Regions from separate parts of the Homo sapiens genome. Here region 1 is linked to region 2. Evidence: chromatin loops called from intact Hi-C (ENCODE). Cell type or tissue: CD14-positive monocyte. All regions are shown on one strand. Each heading gives the region's core, and the rest is flanking DNA. Links, peaks and the distances in the headings are about the cores only. Region 1 has its middle 8.6 kb from the start of CEP295. Region 2 has its middle 36 kb from the start of SLC36A4.

Region 1 (8,711 bases), core at 1,383-6,382, 420 kb after region 2:
CCCAGATTCATGGTACTATATGTTTGATGGGTCACGTAGTGCTGTACCACCTCCTTCTACCTACTCATGATATAAAACTTTATCAAGACATTTACCTCCAAGGAAAGAATATGCTTAATAAACATTACCAAGAAAGCCTAAGAAGGCTCAATATTCAAATATTCATTCACATAACTATGTTCTTATTGGAGAAATCAAAAACTACAAGGGAAAAATGAATGATTTTGCATTAAAAATTTACCTTCTTTTTGGCAAAAACACCAAAAATAAGATGAAAAGACAAATGCTAAACTGAAAAAAAAATGGCAATTTAAACAAAGATTTAATGCAGAAAGAACAAGTCAGTACAGGAAATAATTGCAATAGAAAAGTGGACAAAGAATAAAATCTAGGAATTCACACAAATGATATATATAAACGGTCAAGAAATATATACAGAAAAACATTCAAATAATCCTAAAATGTAAATATTTGCCTATCAGACTACTAAAGATGAAAAGTATTGACAAAGTTGATAGGTTTTGTCAATACTTTTTCATCTTTAGTAATCTGATAGGCAAATATTTTCAGTTGGGTCAATAGTACTCTGTTGATGGGAACATAAATGGTTGAATGTGTCAAATATGTCTTTAATATTCATACCCTTGGTGTCAGTAATCCCACTCCTAAAAACCTATCATAAAAAGATAACTACACTAGAAGATGAATATTCATTATTTCATCCAACAGATATTTGCTGAGCTCTTATATGTGCAAGGCATTAGATTAGGAGTTAGGGATATTCTTTACTGGGCCAAGAACAAAATAAGCAAAGAAGCATTCATTATAGTCAAAGGAGACAAATGACAAAAACTGTGTGTGTGTGGTGGGGAGGTGTATGTGTGGGTGGGTGGGTGGGTAGTGGTGGTAGTGCTGGTGGTGAGAATGGTCAGGGCAAGAGAAGATGGAATGTCCTGCTCCTACAGGGTGATTAGGAAAGGGCTCTCTGTTAAGGACACATTTGAGAAGAGACTTTAAGGAACCAGGGAAACAAGACATAGAGATACCCATGAAGAGATGATTCCAAGTGAGGGAACAACAGGTGTGGAGATGGGAGCATGTTGGTGTGTCTAAGGATCAGCAAGGAGGCCGGTGAAACTGGAGCACAGTGAGGGAGGATGGAAACTGAAGCAGGTTGGATGGGGCCGAGGGATAGTGCTCTGAGATAATGCAGGACATTGTCAGCCATAGTAAGACCGTGAGGTTTACTTTCAATGAGACAGGCAGAACCGGAGAGCCCTATGCAGAGCAGTGATGAGCAATGACTTGAATTTGTAAAGACCCTCTGACTTCTTGGTAAGCAGAAAAGCCACTTGGAAGCCATGATAATCCAGATAAGATATGATGGGGGAGAGGACAGCAGAGGTGGCTGAAAGTGGTTGAGTTCCAGATACGTTTTGAAGATAGAGCCATCAGGATTTCCTCACGATACAGATGTGAGTTGTAAAAGAAAGGAGTCAAGGATGATTCTGAGATTTGCACTTGTTAGTATTATATTTATTGAGATGGGGAAGCCCGAGGAAGAAAATTTGGGTGAGGTAGACTCAGAAAAATCAAGGGCTTTCCACTTGTCAAGTTTGAGATGTGTCTTAGACATCTAAGTAGAGATGTTAGGCAAGCAGTTGGGTTATGAATCTGGAGTTCAGGGAAAGGTCTAGGTTGGAGATATATATGTGGGAGTAGAATGCTGGGATTTAGTCCTGAGTCCAGATGAGATCACCTAAGGAACAAATGTAGGTAAGGAACAGAAAAGTTCTGAGAATGGAACCCCACGATAGTCCAAGATTTGGAGGTCAGGAAGATGAGGAGAAACAGACAAAAGGGACTGAAGAGCAGTGGCCAATAAAATAGGAGAGCCTCCTAGAAGGTGGTGTCCTGGAAGGCAAACGAATTCCAACAAGTAATGATCAGGTGTCAAGTGCGGTTCAGAGGTCAAGGAAGATGAAGTTGGAGGACAAACCAAGGGCTTGACAACATGGAGGTCATGGTGACCTTGGCAAGAACTATGTGTGGAGGAATGTGGACAAAACCTGATGGAGTGGGTTTAGGAGAAGCAAGAAAAGATGATGCAAGGCTGATAAGAATAAACAACTCTGTCAAGCATTCCAGGTGTCTAAGGAAACAAGAAAATGGGCTGGAGTTGGAGGTGGAGTGATATCAAAGAAAAAAATTTTTTTTAAAAGATGTAGTCTCATTCTGTTGCCCAGGCTGGAGTGCAGTGGCGCAGTCTCGGCTCACTGCAATCTCTGCCTCCTGGGGTCAAGCAATTCTCCTGCCTCAGCCTCCCAGGTAGCTGGAATTACAGGCATGCACAACCACACAGCTAATTTTTGTGTTTTTTTTAGTAGGGATGGGATTTCACCATGTTGGCCAGGCTGGTCTCAAACTCCTGGCCTCAAATGATCTGCTCGCCTCAGCCTCCCAAAGTGTTGGGATTACAGGTGTGAGCTACTATGCCCGGCCCAAAGAAGATTTTTTTTAACGAGATGGGCGTTATTATCTCATATCTGTTTGCTAAAGAAACAGTATAGCACAGAGAGGAAAAATGGCAAAGGAAAAACAGGGACAACTGTTTGATTAAGGGAGATAGGATGAGATCTAATAAATAAAAGAGAAGATACCTTGGAAAGAAGCAAACACAAAGAATTTATTACACAATTGTTTATAGTGGTAAAAAACCTGAAAATTAATAAAAAGTTTATCAGCAGGTACTGGGTAAGCAATTTAAGGGGTTTAAGTACAAAACAACAAAACATAATCATTAAAACTGTTAGTGAAGATTCTATATTTATTTACATGGTAATGCATGCACAATAAAAAGCAAAACGAAACAAAACAAAAACCAGCATAGTCAAGTCCTGACTAAAAATGATTAAAAGTGCTTTATCTACATAAGATTCGAAGATAGTTTCTGCTTTCTTCTTTATGATATTCCATATTATTTTTTACAATAGACACATATAATATGCTTAAAACTCTTTTCTCTCCTTAGAGCCACTGCCTAAGGCAGGCAGTGCCTCTCGCTGAAGCTCTGTTAGAGGCTTTGAATGGTGACTTAATATCAAGTCCTTTCAAGACTTCCTCCTTAACCTATCTACCACTCCCCACAAACAGCAATACAAATCCCAACTCTGCCACGTATTAGCTGCTTGCTTTCGAGCAATGTATTTAACCTTCACAAGCCTATTCCTTCACCCGTAAAATAATGATTTGAAAAATCTGCCTCAGAAGATTGCTGTGTGGGTCAAGGAAGACAATGTAGGTAAAGTGCCTAGCACAGTGCCTGGCACGTAACAGGTACTGAATACCAGGCTGTTGTTACCTGGGTGTGCTACCCTCGTGCACTAACACATTTCGAGAGGATGACAATGGGGGACCCTGCTCTTGCCAGTAGCAATGCTGCTGCCTTTGCTTTTTCCTATTTCTGGTGATGCTGTTCTCCTCTTGTCTGATGCAGGGGAATTTGTGAGAATAGGAAAAGAAAAAATTTCTGAGTCTTCTCACTCGCCCACAAATATTCCAAAATTTGGCTAATCCGCCCCCTAGTGGCAGACATTATAATTTCTGTCACTTTTTTTCCAACTGGAATTGCAAGAAAATACCCATAAAGGATTCATTTGAGATATTTGCCGCATCTCCTACTACCGGCCTTGTCACTACCATGTAAAGGCAGGACAGTGCCTAAACTGGCCCATTGCTTGCTTCCTTATGTTAAGGCTTTGAATGTCTTTCTTAAAATGCAAACATGCGCCTAGGAAGAGTAGTCTAACTGAATCCTTCAGCCTGAACTAGCTAGCCTGAAGGACGAGATGCAGAGTAGATGAGGGTCAGGAGAGGCCATGAGAGGCTAGCCATAAAGGTGAGTCATCAAGGGGGCCTGTGGCTATCTCAGGGGTGAGGAGCAGAAGGCACAGGTGCCAAAAATGCTTTCCCTGCTCCCTCAAAAATCATAAATGTTTATCTAGGAGTCATACCTTAGAACAGAGATGGATGTCATAAAACTAGAACATAGCTTTTTTTTTTTTTTTTTTTGAGACAGGGTCTCAAAAAGTTGCCGTGCAGTGGCGTGATCATGGCTCACTTCAGCATCTATCTCCTGGGCTCCAGTGATCCTCCCGTCTCAGCCTCTTGAGTAATTGGGACCACAGGCACATGCCACCACACCCAGCTAATTTTTTTTTTATTGTTAGTAGAGATAAGGTTTCACTATGTTGCCCAGGCGGGTCTCAAACTCCTGAGCTCAAGTGATCTGCCTGCCTTGGCTTCCCAAAGTGCTGGGATTACAGATGTGAGCCACTATGCCTGGCCTGGAACCTACCGTTCTTGAAGGAAAGGAATGCAAAATTTCCTAGCCCAAAAGGTGACTCTTTTTAACATGTTAGTATGCATTTGTGCTGGCAAAAAGACCCTTAGATTTTGAGTCAAAAGACCAGGGATTGAGTGCTCCTCTTGTGGTTGACAAGATGAGTAATAACAGGCAAGCTATTTAGCCTTTCTGAGCGTGAATTTTGTCATCTGTAGAATGGGCATGATGGTGGTAATTCTGCTCTCAGTGAAATGTGTATGGTTTTGTTTGTTATTTAGGTCTTCCTGAGATTGGCGTGCCGTGACTAGGGTTGAAGGTGAAAGAGGGACATTTACTGAAAAGGTACACACCTCTTCTGACCTGGGCCTGGCGGCTTGATGACATTAGATTGTGAAGCCCTTAGCTCTTTAATAAAGCTGAGGAGAGAATGTGCAGGATGCATAGATCCCTATCAGAGAGCTTGGGGAAAATCCCAAAAGTGAAATCCCAATAGTGAAGTCTTAGGAGCAAAGATGGGAGGGTAGAGAAAAAGAAAGTGGGGGAAAAGGCAGGGGCAGAATAGAAGCTTGAAACTTGCTAAGTATTACTGGAGATGAGATTTCAAAGAAGTAGGATAAGGGCTTTATCTAACGGAGAAAGGTCAACATGAGCCCAAATGTGGAACCCACAGACATGGTGTGAGGGAGATGGAACATGCTGGAGGGGCCTCCGGGAGCTCCAGAAAAGGTGATTCTGTAATGGGTGGTGCATGACTGAAATGGTGATAAGACCATATGCAACAGATCTGACTTCAGAATTGGGTCATCAGGTGCCACTCAATAGGAACAAGTCAAGTAAAAGAGGGTACACCAGGCACAAAGTTTAATCACACCAGACATATAGTGGAAAAGGCCTCCCTACTAGCCAATGAATTAAAGCCCAGAATTATTTTTTAAGCTAGATCATACTACAATAATCAGGACATGGATCTGAAAAACAGTCTATTATTTGTGAGTACATACATTCTTTCATTTGTTCATCAGATATTTATTGAGGATTACCTATTGTTCTAGCCCCGTAGAGATGCGGTTTCCTTCAAGGTAGAAGGTGTGATTAAAGTTTAGCAGAGAAAGTTCAGGATACCTACAGATCACAGCTGGCTAGAAGAGAAACACATATAGCATAGACCATTGTTCACACAAGAACTCAGTAAATATTTATTGAGTGATATGTTTTGGCTCTGCATCCCCACCCAAATCTCACCTCGAATTGTAATCCCCACATGTTGAGGGAGGGACCTGCAATTCCCATGTGTCGAAGGAGGGACGTGACTGGATCATGGGGGTGGTTTTTCCCATGCTGTGCTCATGATAGTGAGTGAGTTATGGTTTTATAAATGTTTGGAAGTTCCTCCTTCGTGCTTCTCTCTCTCTTCTGCTACCCATGTAAGACTTGCCTGCTTCCCCTTCCACCATGATTATAAGTTTCCTGAGGTCTCCCCAGCCATGCAGACTGTGAATCAATTAAACCTCTTTTCCTTATAAATTACCCCATCTTGGGTATTTCTTAAGAGCAGTGCAAAAAAAGGAATAATACATTGAGTGATTGGGGTGGAGTCAAATACAATGGGGTGAGCAGAAAGGAATGGGAAGGGTATGGACTTTACTGTTAGAAATGTCTGGGTAAAAACCCCAGCTCTGTCACTTGAGCCATGTAATACCAGGCTACTTAAGGACTCAATAAAATGGTAGACATTAGAATTTGTAAGACAACATTTGCCTTGAAAGATGGGTAGCTTTTAGATTTGTGGCTATGAAGGGAAGGGCATTTTTATCTCACTACTTATCAGTGCATACTTAGCTTGATGCTCTCAGGAATCATCCTTTCCATAGACAAGCTCACATTTTAAGCCAGCAGCACAGCAGGCATACTAGGAAGATGTGGGCAACACTTGGAGTCACACAACAGTAATTCCACACTAATAAGAAGCAACTATTCCACCTACTTTGCCCATGCAAAATATTATGATTTTATACTGCGAAATCCTGAGTTGGGAGTCATATGAACAAACGGGGTTGTTTCAAGTACTTCACAATCCTTGCACTAGCTTCAAGAGGAAGTGTTAGGACTTAACTGTGTTCCTCAGGAAACCATATGTTGAAATCTCAAGCCCCAACACCTCTGCATGTGACTTTGTTTGGAAATAGGATCATTGCAGATGTAATTAAAGATGAGATTATACTAGAGTAGAGTGGGCCCCAAACCTAGTATGACTGGTGTCCTTGGAAAAAGGGGAAATTTGGACACATACACACACACACACATACACACACACACACAAACACACACAAACACACCCACACACAGGGAGAACGCCATCTGAAGCTGAAGGCAGATATTGGGATGACGCATCTGCAAGTCAAGGAACTACCAGAAGCTAGGAGGTTTAGAACAGACCCTTCCCTAGAATCTTCAGAGGGAATATGGCCCTGCCAACAGATACTTTGATCTCATACTTCTAGCCTCAAGAATTGTGAGATAATTAACATCTGTTGTTTAAGTTACTCAGTTTGCAGGACTTTGTTATGGCAGCCATAGCAAACTATTAAAGGAAGTCTTTACAGTTTTTAAGAAAGGAGAGAGAGAATGTTTGGGGTAGAAACAAGATACCCTGCCCAAGGAGGGAAAAGCAAAAATGCAAGGAGACAGCTGAAGAAAACGACCCCCAGAGATGAGTGTCTGAGGCTGGATCAGATGTGTAGATAATACTGAGAGGGAGGAAGTTGAAGAGACAAAATTTCCTTTGAACAACAATACATCATAATGACTCTAAGAGATAAGATCTGTACATAGGAGACTTATACTGAAGGGTCTGCTATAATGCAATGAGAAAACTAAGCTTGTGGTTAGGAAATATCACCAATTCACCTGTTGATTCCAAAATGTCCAGTATAGCATCGAGCTTATTTACCTCATATAGGGCTTTGTGTAGAACAGTGTTTCTCAAACTTTCATGTGTATACACATTGCCTGCAGATCTAGTTAAAACACAGATTCTGGTTCAGCAGGTTTGGGGAGAAGCCTCAGAGTCTGCATTCCTAACAAGCTCCCAGGTGATGCCAACACTGCTGGTCCTTGGACCACCCTTTGGGTAGCAAGGGTGTAGGTTACAGTTATGTTCACAGGTAAATGAAAATAATTTTGGACAAAGGGAATGCTAAGTAAACAGAACTGATTGATGTTCTTGTTCTCTGTAAGCTGGATCAGTTCAAGTGAGTCAAATGGCAGTAACAAAGAAATGGTGGTACGGCAGTCACCTGCCCTGAGTCTGGACTGGTGGCTAAATCATAGGAGGATCTTTTATAGTTATTTATATGCTTCTATGTAAGATATTTAGAAATTTTCTATTTGATCTTTACGACGCAAAATTTTAAAATGTAATCTTTACAACTGCTCTATGAGATAGGGTAGGTATTAATATTTCTGGCACACATGGTGCATAATAAATGTTTGGTATTTTTATCCCTATTTTATAAATAGAGATTGAGCTTTGGAGGTTAACTGTTGGTCAAGTAGATGTTCAAACACACATCTTCAAAACTCTTCCCCACCCTACCCAAGCCCCCTCAATGGCTATGTACTTTTTTGGGTTGTATATGATTTCCTTTTTTTTTCTTTTTAACTAGACTTCTCTCTCTCTCTTTAAGCATGAAACTCAAACTCTACCCACTTATGTCTTAACAGGTATTCGTATTTTTGATACACATCATATTAGCAATGTGCTGGGAAAGATTTAAAAGATGGAACAGAGCCAGTGAATTTCCCTATTATCTCCTCTTGCTTCTTACTGTCTTTAAGCAAGTGGCTCAATTCCTTGGCTCAACTCCTACCCTATACCTCTAAAAAATATTTACAGCTTTTAAAAGTTTTTCTCAGCCTATCCTTCCTCTCCTGCCTGGCACTCTTAATTTCACTCCTGGTAGTAGCTCTAAATTATTCTACCGAGACACCGTCACTTGTTAAGCTCCTGTGGTGTGTATATTAGGGAGAAAGAGGGCAGTTAGCATATGGTCAGATGGAAGTTCTTTGATTACTTTTGTTCTTGCAGAGATCCCCCTTTTTTCTGGTGTTTATACATAAGAATTATTGAGGGTTCCTCCCCACTTAAATATCATTTGCTTATATTGGATGTGGATAAAGATGAAACAGTGAAACCGTTGCCATCAGAGAAACATCTTAAACTGTTCAAATCTTAAATGGCTTCAGTTGCATTTTGAAGAGTGGCAGCATTATAAACCAGTGACACTAATGTCATTACTGCTGAGGACAATTCTTCCTCTTGATCACTGGTTACTGAGGTTCATTCTCAATAGGTTAACAATACTAG
Region 2 (8,711 bases), core at 2,450-7,449:
TCTTTGTTTAGTATCATTAAGGGCACTGGTGGATTCTTAGGTTTTTTTCCACAGTGTTATAATCCAGTAGTGTCAGGATTCTTTGGGATCTTTTTTTTTTTTTTTTTTTTTTTTTTTTTGAGACGGAGTCTCGCTCTGTTGCCCAGGCTGGAGTGTAGTGGCACGATCTCGGCTCACTACCAGCTCCGCCTCCTGGGTTCACGCCATTCTCCTGCTTCAGACTCCTGAGTTGCTGGGACTAGAGGCACCCGCCACCATGCCCAGCTAATTTTTGTGTTTTTAGTACAGACCAGGTTTCACTGTGTTGGCCAGGCTGGTCTCAAACTCCTGATCTCAGGTGATCTGCCTGCCTCGGCCTCTCAAAGTGTTGGGATTACAGGCGTGAGCCCCTGCGCCCAGCCGTCTTTGTTCTTTTATTTGTTTTGTTTTTGATCATTGATTTGGCTAGAGGTCTCTTTGAGATTCTTCCTCTTTGTAACATCCTTGGGCCTTTTTATTTTTCAAATAATTTCTTTATTTTCTACTACAACAAAATATTCTAGTCTTATCTTGTATTTATGTTGTATTTTAGAATCAGCTATTTTTAAAGGGGAATTATCTTTAGACACCAAGATCTAGGTGCTAGGAGTGCTCATTGTAACTAGAGTAGCATTACTTCTAGGCCCTTTCAGCAGAAAGAGCTAGGAAAGATATATACATTTTTATTATTTTTTATTTCTTAGAAAAAACATGATTTTATGCTGACACCTCTAAATTTTCCGCATTCCATAAATTATATCACCTCTCTCTCATAGTGGGAAACCTGGCTACCAGAAACATTAGTATATTTACTAATTTACTCAGTCCTAAAATGCTCACCAAATAATTTCAAAATTGCTACACCCATATCACTAACAAAACAATATTTGTTTGAACTTCTTTTTGTTTTTAGACTGAGGGTGTATATCTAAGTATTGTGTTCAAAGTGACTTGGATTCGGCCAGGCGCATTGGCTCACATCTGTAATGCCAGCACTTTGGGAGGCCGAGGCGGGCGGAGATCAAGACCATCCTGGCTAACACGGTGAAACCCTGTCTCTACTAAAAATACAAAAAATTAGCTGGGCGTGGTGGCGGGCGCCTGTAGTCCCAGCTACTCCGGAGGCTGAGGCAGGAGAATGGTGTGAACTCGGGAGGCGGAGCTCGCAGTGAGCCCAGATGGCGCCACTGCACTCCAGCCTGGGTGACAGAGCGAGGCTCCGTCTCAAAAAAAAAAAAAAAGAAACAAAAACCAAAGTGACTTAGATTCATTCAATTTTTTTCCCTTTCATGCAGTTCTGTCATCTATTTGATATACTCTTAATTTTGTATTTTTAATTCAATTCTAGGCTTCTTTCCTCAGACTTGATTTAATGTTTTAAATATGAAAACACTAGCATGCTTCCAACAGTCAAAACTATATATATATTTATAGAAAAAAAATGGCATAATCAGAGAAGTTTGTCACTCTTTTTCCTGTTCTTTCTACCCTATCCTATGTAAACAATTCTATCAGTTTCTGGTTTATCTTTCCTAAGTTTTTTGTTTGTTCGTTTGTTTTGGGTTTTTTTTTTTTTTTTTGCAACAACAAAACATGGATATACATGTTTATATTCTTTATTTCCTTTTCTTTGTTACCAAATAGTCAGCATAATAAATTCTTTTTTGCCTATGTAATTTGATCCAGAAAAGCTCTGTAACAAGTATAATTTGAGGGCGTGGCACAGTGGCTGACGCCTGTAATCTCAGCCCTTCGGGAGGCCAAGGCTGAAGGATTGCTTGAGGCTAGGAGTTCAAGACCAGCCTGGGCAATATGGTGAGATCTCATCTCTACCAAAAAAAAAAAAAGTATAATTTGAAGCTTCTACCTGTTTCTAAGGGTGGGAAGCCAAGAAAAACAACTTAATGGAACTTTTTGAGAATGGAAAACATGGTCTAGGCCAGTGGTTCTCAAAGTGTGATCATTGAACCAGCTTCATCACAGTACTTGGGAACTCGTTAGAAATGCAAATTTTCTGTCTCCATCCCAGACCTATTGAATCAGAAACTCTGGGTCCCAGCAACCTGACATTTAATAAGACTTTTAGATAATTCTGATATGTGCTAAAGTTTGAGAATCACTGGTCTAGGGTAGTGTAGGAAGGAGGAAGTAGAGAGAATAATACCTACATTTCATTGAGTGTTTACTTTGTATAGGACAGATGTAAGCATCTTATTTATTTGTATTTATCATATAATCCTCACAAGGGCCCCAGCCAGTAGGGGCTACAACCATTCCAAGTTTACAGATGGGGAAACTGGTACGGAGAGGATGAGCAACTTCTTAAAACCACACAGCTAGTAAGCAATGAAGGCTAGATTTGAACCAAGGTAGGCTGGTTTTAAAATCCATGAGCTTAACCATTGCTGTATGCTAATTCTACCTTAGCATCTGATAAAAAGGAGCTAAATTTCCCTTCATAATAGAATTACAGGTTAGCTACCTGCAGGGGGGCGGTAGGGACAGTAAATGAGTGTCTCTGAACTGAGAAAGTTGACAGAAGTGTTTGGCTAGAAGGAAATAAAACAAGTCCCAGGAAATGATGGCTTTGTGAGAAAGTTGGGAATGTCACCAGCAAGACCGTCACTGTGGTAGAGACAGCTGAGGGCCTTTGGCCAGTGCCTTCTGTTATTTGATTTAGTTGTTTCCCATCTTTTTTATTTATTTATTTATTTATTTATTTATTGATGCAGCCCCTCATCATCATCCCCTAACCTTCAGTAAGAGTTTGTTACACATAACAGCAATGTGTTATGGTGCTTTGAGACTTGCAGGTAGAGGGATGGGGTCCTGGTGTATGGACAGCAGTGTGGATAAATCTCAGTAGCTGCAAGAAGCCGGGCAGTGAGCAGGGATAAAGAATTCACTGGGCAAAGGAACTTAGATCCAAGTCTTCCTGGAGGGTATTTAGTGAAGCCACGAGACTCGCCAAAGGTATGATGAGACAGGTATCATGCAGATATCATTTCCCAGGCCTGAGCACTGGCAGACAGAGGCAAAGGCAGAGAGCAAGAGGAAAACAGGGTGTGGGGGTCCCCATATTTCTCATCTGGACTGTACTGGGAACAACTCACTAGGTTGGTAAAAGATTTACAGCCCTTGCTCATTTTGGTCTCTGGGGCAGCTCTCACAGATCTAATGGTGTGGTGTGGTCCAGCAGAGAGAGGCCCTGAGGTTTAGCTTTTCTGAGTCCCTTCAGTTCACAAGTTGAATAGGTGTGGAGTAGAAAGTCAGTAGCTCTGCTACTGGCTCAGCCATTGCAGAGTGAGGTGACTCTCACAGTAGAGGTTAGGAGTAGATTGTCAAGCCAACAGACTGGAGAGCAAATGTGGTAGAGACCTAGGTTTTGCAGCTGGCAGATGCAGGCAGGGGACCAAGCCAGCCAAGGGTCAATCCCAGGATCTGACAGAGCCAAGACAGGGTCTGAGTGACACTAGCACAGACTTTACCAGCACATAGGAGGACAAGAGGCACTTCTCTGGAGACCAGAAGACAGAGAGGACACATTAGAGGACCCCAACTCTTCCCCTGTGCCTCATGTCCTGGAAATGACACCTCCTCCCTGCAACCCCCTACTATCCCCCCATAAACCGAGATGCTAGTTTCGGAACCAAAACAGAAGGAGGGGAGGGCAACCTGAAAAGCTGAACATTTTGCTGGGGATTCTGAGCATTGCCTGATTGAGAATTGTATAAAATATTGGATTGAATGGAGTTTAATGACATTGGACATTAGTTAATTTTCCCACTAGCAGTTGAGGGTTCATGAGGACAAGAGTATAACAACAATATTAAACATTTTCTTTTTTCCTGTGTTCTTAACGAGAGTTTAATGTTGCCACATACACACTGTATTAGTCCACTCTCGCACTGCTATAAAGAACTATCTGAGACTGGGGAATTTATGAAGAAAAGATATTTAATTGACTCACAGTTCCACAGGCTGTACAGGAGGCATGGCTGGGGAGGCCTCAGGATACTTACAATTATGGCAGAAAGCACCTTCTTCACATGGTGGCAGAAGAGAAAAAGAGTGAAGGGGGAAGTGCTACACACTTTCAAACAACCAGATATCTTGAGAATTCACTCACTATCATGAGAACAGCAAGGGAACATCTGCCCCCATGATTCAATCACCTCCCACCAGGTCCCTCACCCAATATTGGGAATTACAACTGGACATGAGATTTGGGTGGGGACAGAGCCAAACCATATCACACACACATAGTTATTCATATGATTAGTTTTAAAATTCCTACCTTCCTCATTAGACTGTAAACTCCTAAGTGCAGGGACTGCCATTTTACTCCCTGCTCTAGCCCCAGTGCAGGAAAGCAGGGATATATCTGCCTTAATATCCGTGGTATCTCCAGCACTGAGAACAGTTCCTGGCATATTGTAGGCACTCAATCAATATTTTTGATGTTGAATTTTGCTCATAACTGCTTTTTGAATGAATTAATCAGTGAAAGAAATGAGACAATCAAGTGAAAGGAATACTAGTCAGTGGTTTCCCTGGATTAACAACGAGAGACAGTGAGGATTTCACAACATAAAAGTACATTTCTATGGAATCATTATTTTATACATTTCCAGACATATTGGACATAATAATACTTTACACGTGTGTAGTGCTTGCAGGTTCACAAAGGGCATTCCGCATATTGTACCATTTGATTCTTCAACAGCCCTGTAAGATAGGTCAGGTATATTAATATTTATTTTGTAGATCAGCTAACTGAGGTTCAAAGAGATTAATCAACTAACCAAAGGTGTAACGCATAGGAATCAGCAAACCCAGGGTTATAATCTAGATTTTCTTGCCCCCAGTTCATTGAGCCACACAGTAACAGCCAGACAGAAGTTTGGGGGACTGGCTAGGAGACAAGTGAGGAAGGTGCCCTGGGTGCTAGTTCATTATTCCCTTCCAGGATGCTGATCAGAATTCACCAGCATTTAAAGCTCCCTGGAGAGAAGTAGGGTCACTAAAGAGGGGAATATTTCAGCTAAAGCATTTCCCTCCTGTGCTGAGGTGAGTGTGCAGGCTTCATGCTTACCCCAGGGGGTCATGCTTACCCCAGGTGGCTCTTCCAGGGCAATGGGAGGGGTGGGGTAGGAACTGGATTCCTCCTCTCCAACCCACACACAAGGAAAAGAATGTGACTCAATTCCTCTGTGTCCCCAAAATTGTGCCATGAAAGTGAGGTTCGGTTTCCTTAGCCAGCCTGCACTTTTAAGAGAAGACTTCATGCCCTTACTTTGCAGTAGGGACTGAGGGCTGCCTGAGCAAGGACTGTGACAGCGTTGAGAGACCTTTCCTTCAAAGAGGAGGCTGCATTGCTAGTGCTTTCACCAGCCTGAAGCTGAGAACCAAAGCGGACATCAGTGTCCTGTCCAATCCTGGCACTACCCAGACTGCCCTCAGAGTGGCAGTGTAGCCTTAATTAGCGGATGCTCAGCAACTGGCTGCCTGGAGGACACAGTAGTGACACTGCTTAACTAGAATGCAGCATCCAGCCTGCACCCTTTACAGATGAACACTGGCATTTCTACTATATAATGCAATTAGGTCTCCCATCATTCATCATTTATTCATTCTTTCAATTTTTGTGTCACTTAGCAGCTATGCATTGAAAGCCTACTAAGTGTAGGAGCTCTACCAGAGGTGCTGAGGATACAAAGATTTTTTTTTTTTTAATAATTTACATGATGCTGTAAGACCTCTGGGAGCTCAATGCTTAGTGAGAGAGAGATTTGAAAATAGCAAATACTATGTAACTGGGGTAAGTGCTTAGCATAGCAGTGGTGGGAAGGAAGTGTTGTGCGATGCAGGACAGAATCCTTCAGGTCTCAGCTTAACTGTGACTTCTGCAGGGATGCTGTCTTTGTCTCCTAGACTAGGTTATGTAACCTCTTTTTTTCTGGTGTCTCAGATCCCTGTCTTTCTCCTGTTCTAACACTCAGCACTCTGTCTGGTTATTCCTTGTTTAATTGTCTATCTGTCCATTATAGATGTAACAAGCTACTCAAAAACAAGATCCATTTCTTTATTATTCTCCCCTATATCCCCAACACCTACTAGAAAGTCTGGCTCATAGTAAGTGCTCAATAAATGCTTGTTGAATGAAGATTAACAGATGTACAATCATTCCATGACATCTCAAGTATAAGAAACATTGTATGTCTTTATTTTTCTATATCAAATCAAATCTTAATTTGCCAAGATTAGTGACAATTCCAATATTCGCTTTTTAAATTTGCTTCCATCTCCTATGGATCATACTAAAATCCCAGTAGGTAAGCAGTTGAGGAAAATGGAAGTGAAAGGTCTCTGTCCCTTACATCTGCCTCTTGGGAAGCACAGGCTGAGATCTAGTCTATTGCTACCAGTCAGGCTTCTTGCGCCAGGCGGGTTATAGTTATACCTCTCACAGCAATCGCTCTACCCCTACGAGCACCACCACCCTCATCTAAGTTGTGTCCTCTTGTGATGCTTGCAAGCGGTGCACAGGTGCAAAGTGAGACCCAGAACACACTGAACATCCCAGCCTTCCCAGTCCCTGGGAAGTCACCTCCAGGATGGGGCCACTCCCCACTTTCCCACCAAGCATCATCCTCCTTCCCCTTGGAAAACTGTCCAAAGCACCTTGGTGGCTCTCCTTGCTATTATCTTGGAAGGAGGAGGTAAAGACACTTTCCAAGTTAATACTGATAAATTCACAGCTTTGAAAAGACAATATATCATTTAATTCTCAACAACTCTCCCTGTTACTACATAAATGAATATGTTATTTTGTGGAGGAATCTTTTAAAGGACATTCCATCTCCCTGTTAGAGGTAATGGAACTTCATACATCAACGAGCATCCATTATTTCTGAGCTAGTAACTTCCTTTGAGTCCCAGAAAAGAATACCTATGTGCTTGTGAGAATTAATGGAGATAATGTCTGACTGCACTTTCAGAACTAGAAGTACTACACAAACGTAGAGTATTGTTGTCATCAGCTAGTGATTTCTATATTCTGCAGCCAGCAGAGAGACGACATGATAAATGACCTCCTTGGGGTCTGTTCCAATTATCCCATGACAGCTTTCCCCCCCTCCCCCCAAACGGTCCTTCAGCCATCCATTATTCTAGAATGCTTTTAACTCCCTAAAAAATCCATGTGTCACTGTTGCTTTCTCTTTCTCTCTTTCTTACTGATTCCTAATTCAAACCTGAGACTGAGGTACTCAAGCCCAAACCACTTGTAAGGGGAATAGACTTTACTGGTCCCTTTTAATTCTAAAATTCCTTGACTTCTCAAAGCTCCTATATGTGAATGAAAGCAAATCCGTTGTCTCTCCTCTTTTCATTCATTCACTCATTTGGATAATATTTATTTAGCACCTATTCTGTGTAAGGCACCATTCTATGCATTTCTCATGTTTATAATTGCCTACACACACACCTATTTGACATTTCTACTAACGCCTGAAATTTAGCACAGTGTTTGAGCTTGCAGTGCTCTCCCACAACCACCACTGTCAATTCTTCCCTCCGAGCCCCACCTACTGGCTACTTCATGTTTTTCTCTGCTTTATCTTGGTGTCCTTGGATGCCTTACCGCTAGTGTGTCTCCACTTCTATGTCAAGGTTCTTGTCTGTTACGGTGTTTATTGTGTTTACATTGTTTGTTCAAGGAGAACATTCAGAAACCCTGAGATAAAATAGTGAGAAACAGAGCATTGAGATAAGTGATGGGATTAAAAACCCAGTGAGATACAAAATTAAATTAAATGTTTATCTCAGAAAGTGGGACCTGCTTTGTTTTATTTCTAGCCAAAGAAATACCAGTCATGACTTATCGAAGCAGAGAGTTAAATCTGGGGCAAATACTCAGGCTTAACGTACACTTCTACATTGTGTGTATAAAGGCACAGTTTCATTCATTTTGAAGAAAGGCGGACCCACCAATATGCTATTTGTACTGTACTCCTCTTGATATCATTCAAATCACTCCTCGCTTGTTTGTCTGGAAACTGACCTGCCCCTTTTGTTGAACGTCTGACTCCCAATTCACATGGTTTGGTGGGAGTGGTCATTTTATAGAATGTGATCCTGTTCTCTAGTCATAGCTTTTATGGACAGGAAAGGTATCTGGCCTGGGAACTTTGGAACTAGGACTAGGAAGGAAGAGAATGGTTTCCCCTGCTTTCCTATAAAACATGTGAGCAGTGGACAGCCATGCTCTGGTATATAGATTGTGAGAGCAGAAAATGATGCAGATGTAGTCGTTGACACATGTTGAGCCCCCAGCATGGGACAAGCACAGCTGGGAGTGCTTGACAAGTATTACATTTTGACTTCTCAGGTGCATTTCACAGAAGAGGGCCTGAGGCACAGAGAGGTTCAGGAAGCTGCCCAAAGTAAAACAGAAGTTAATGGATTTGAGAAATCAACCCAGGGATTCTGGCTCCAGCATCTCTGCATATAACCACTGTGCCCCATAACCTCTGGTCCCCAGATACCAGCTTTCTGGGGCTTGATCCCACCAGTCTCTGGCCAATTTTTCATCATCTGATTATGGCCTCACTTTGCTTGGAACTGTCTTTCTTCTTCAAACTTTGGCTTTTCCCATTTGGAGTGTGATTTTGTCCCTCCCCACATATACA

The links. A loop is a pair of places that touch in the nucleus more often than their neighbours do. Peaks named below come from ENCODE experiments on the same cell type or tissue, not always from the same donor. Only the 100,000 strongest peaks of a DNase experiment are listed, where the experiment ranks them.
Region 1: it touches region 2 in a loop (5-fold over the local background); 107 of 110 quality-filtered maps call a loop at or near these places.

Annotation. Positions count from the first base shown.
Region 1 is chr11:93,648,679-93,657,389 of GRCh38, forward strand. No RefSeq gene overlaps it. Among named protein-coding and RNA genes, the nearest start is that of CEP295, 8.6 kb to the right of the region's middle. In CD14-positive monocyte, for the core only: CTCF peaks have their summits at 3,622 (motif pointing left) and 3,822; DNase peaks (open chromatin) are centred at 3,573 and 5,753; H3K4me3 peaks cover 698 bases; H3K27ac peaks cover 1,992 bases.
Region 2 is chr11:93,229,317-93,238,027 of GRCh38, forward strand. No RefSeq gene overlaps it. Among named protein-coding and RNA genes, the nearest start is that of SLC36A4, 36 kb to the left of the region's middle. In CD14-positive monocyte, for the core only: CTCF peaks have their summits at 5,503 and 5,704; a DNase peak (open chromatin) is centred at 5,475; H3K27me3 peaks cover 226 bases.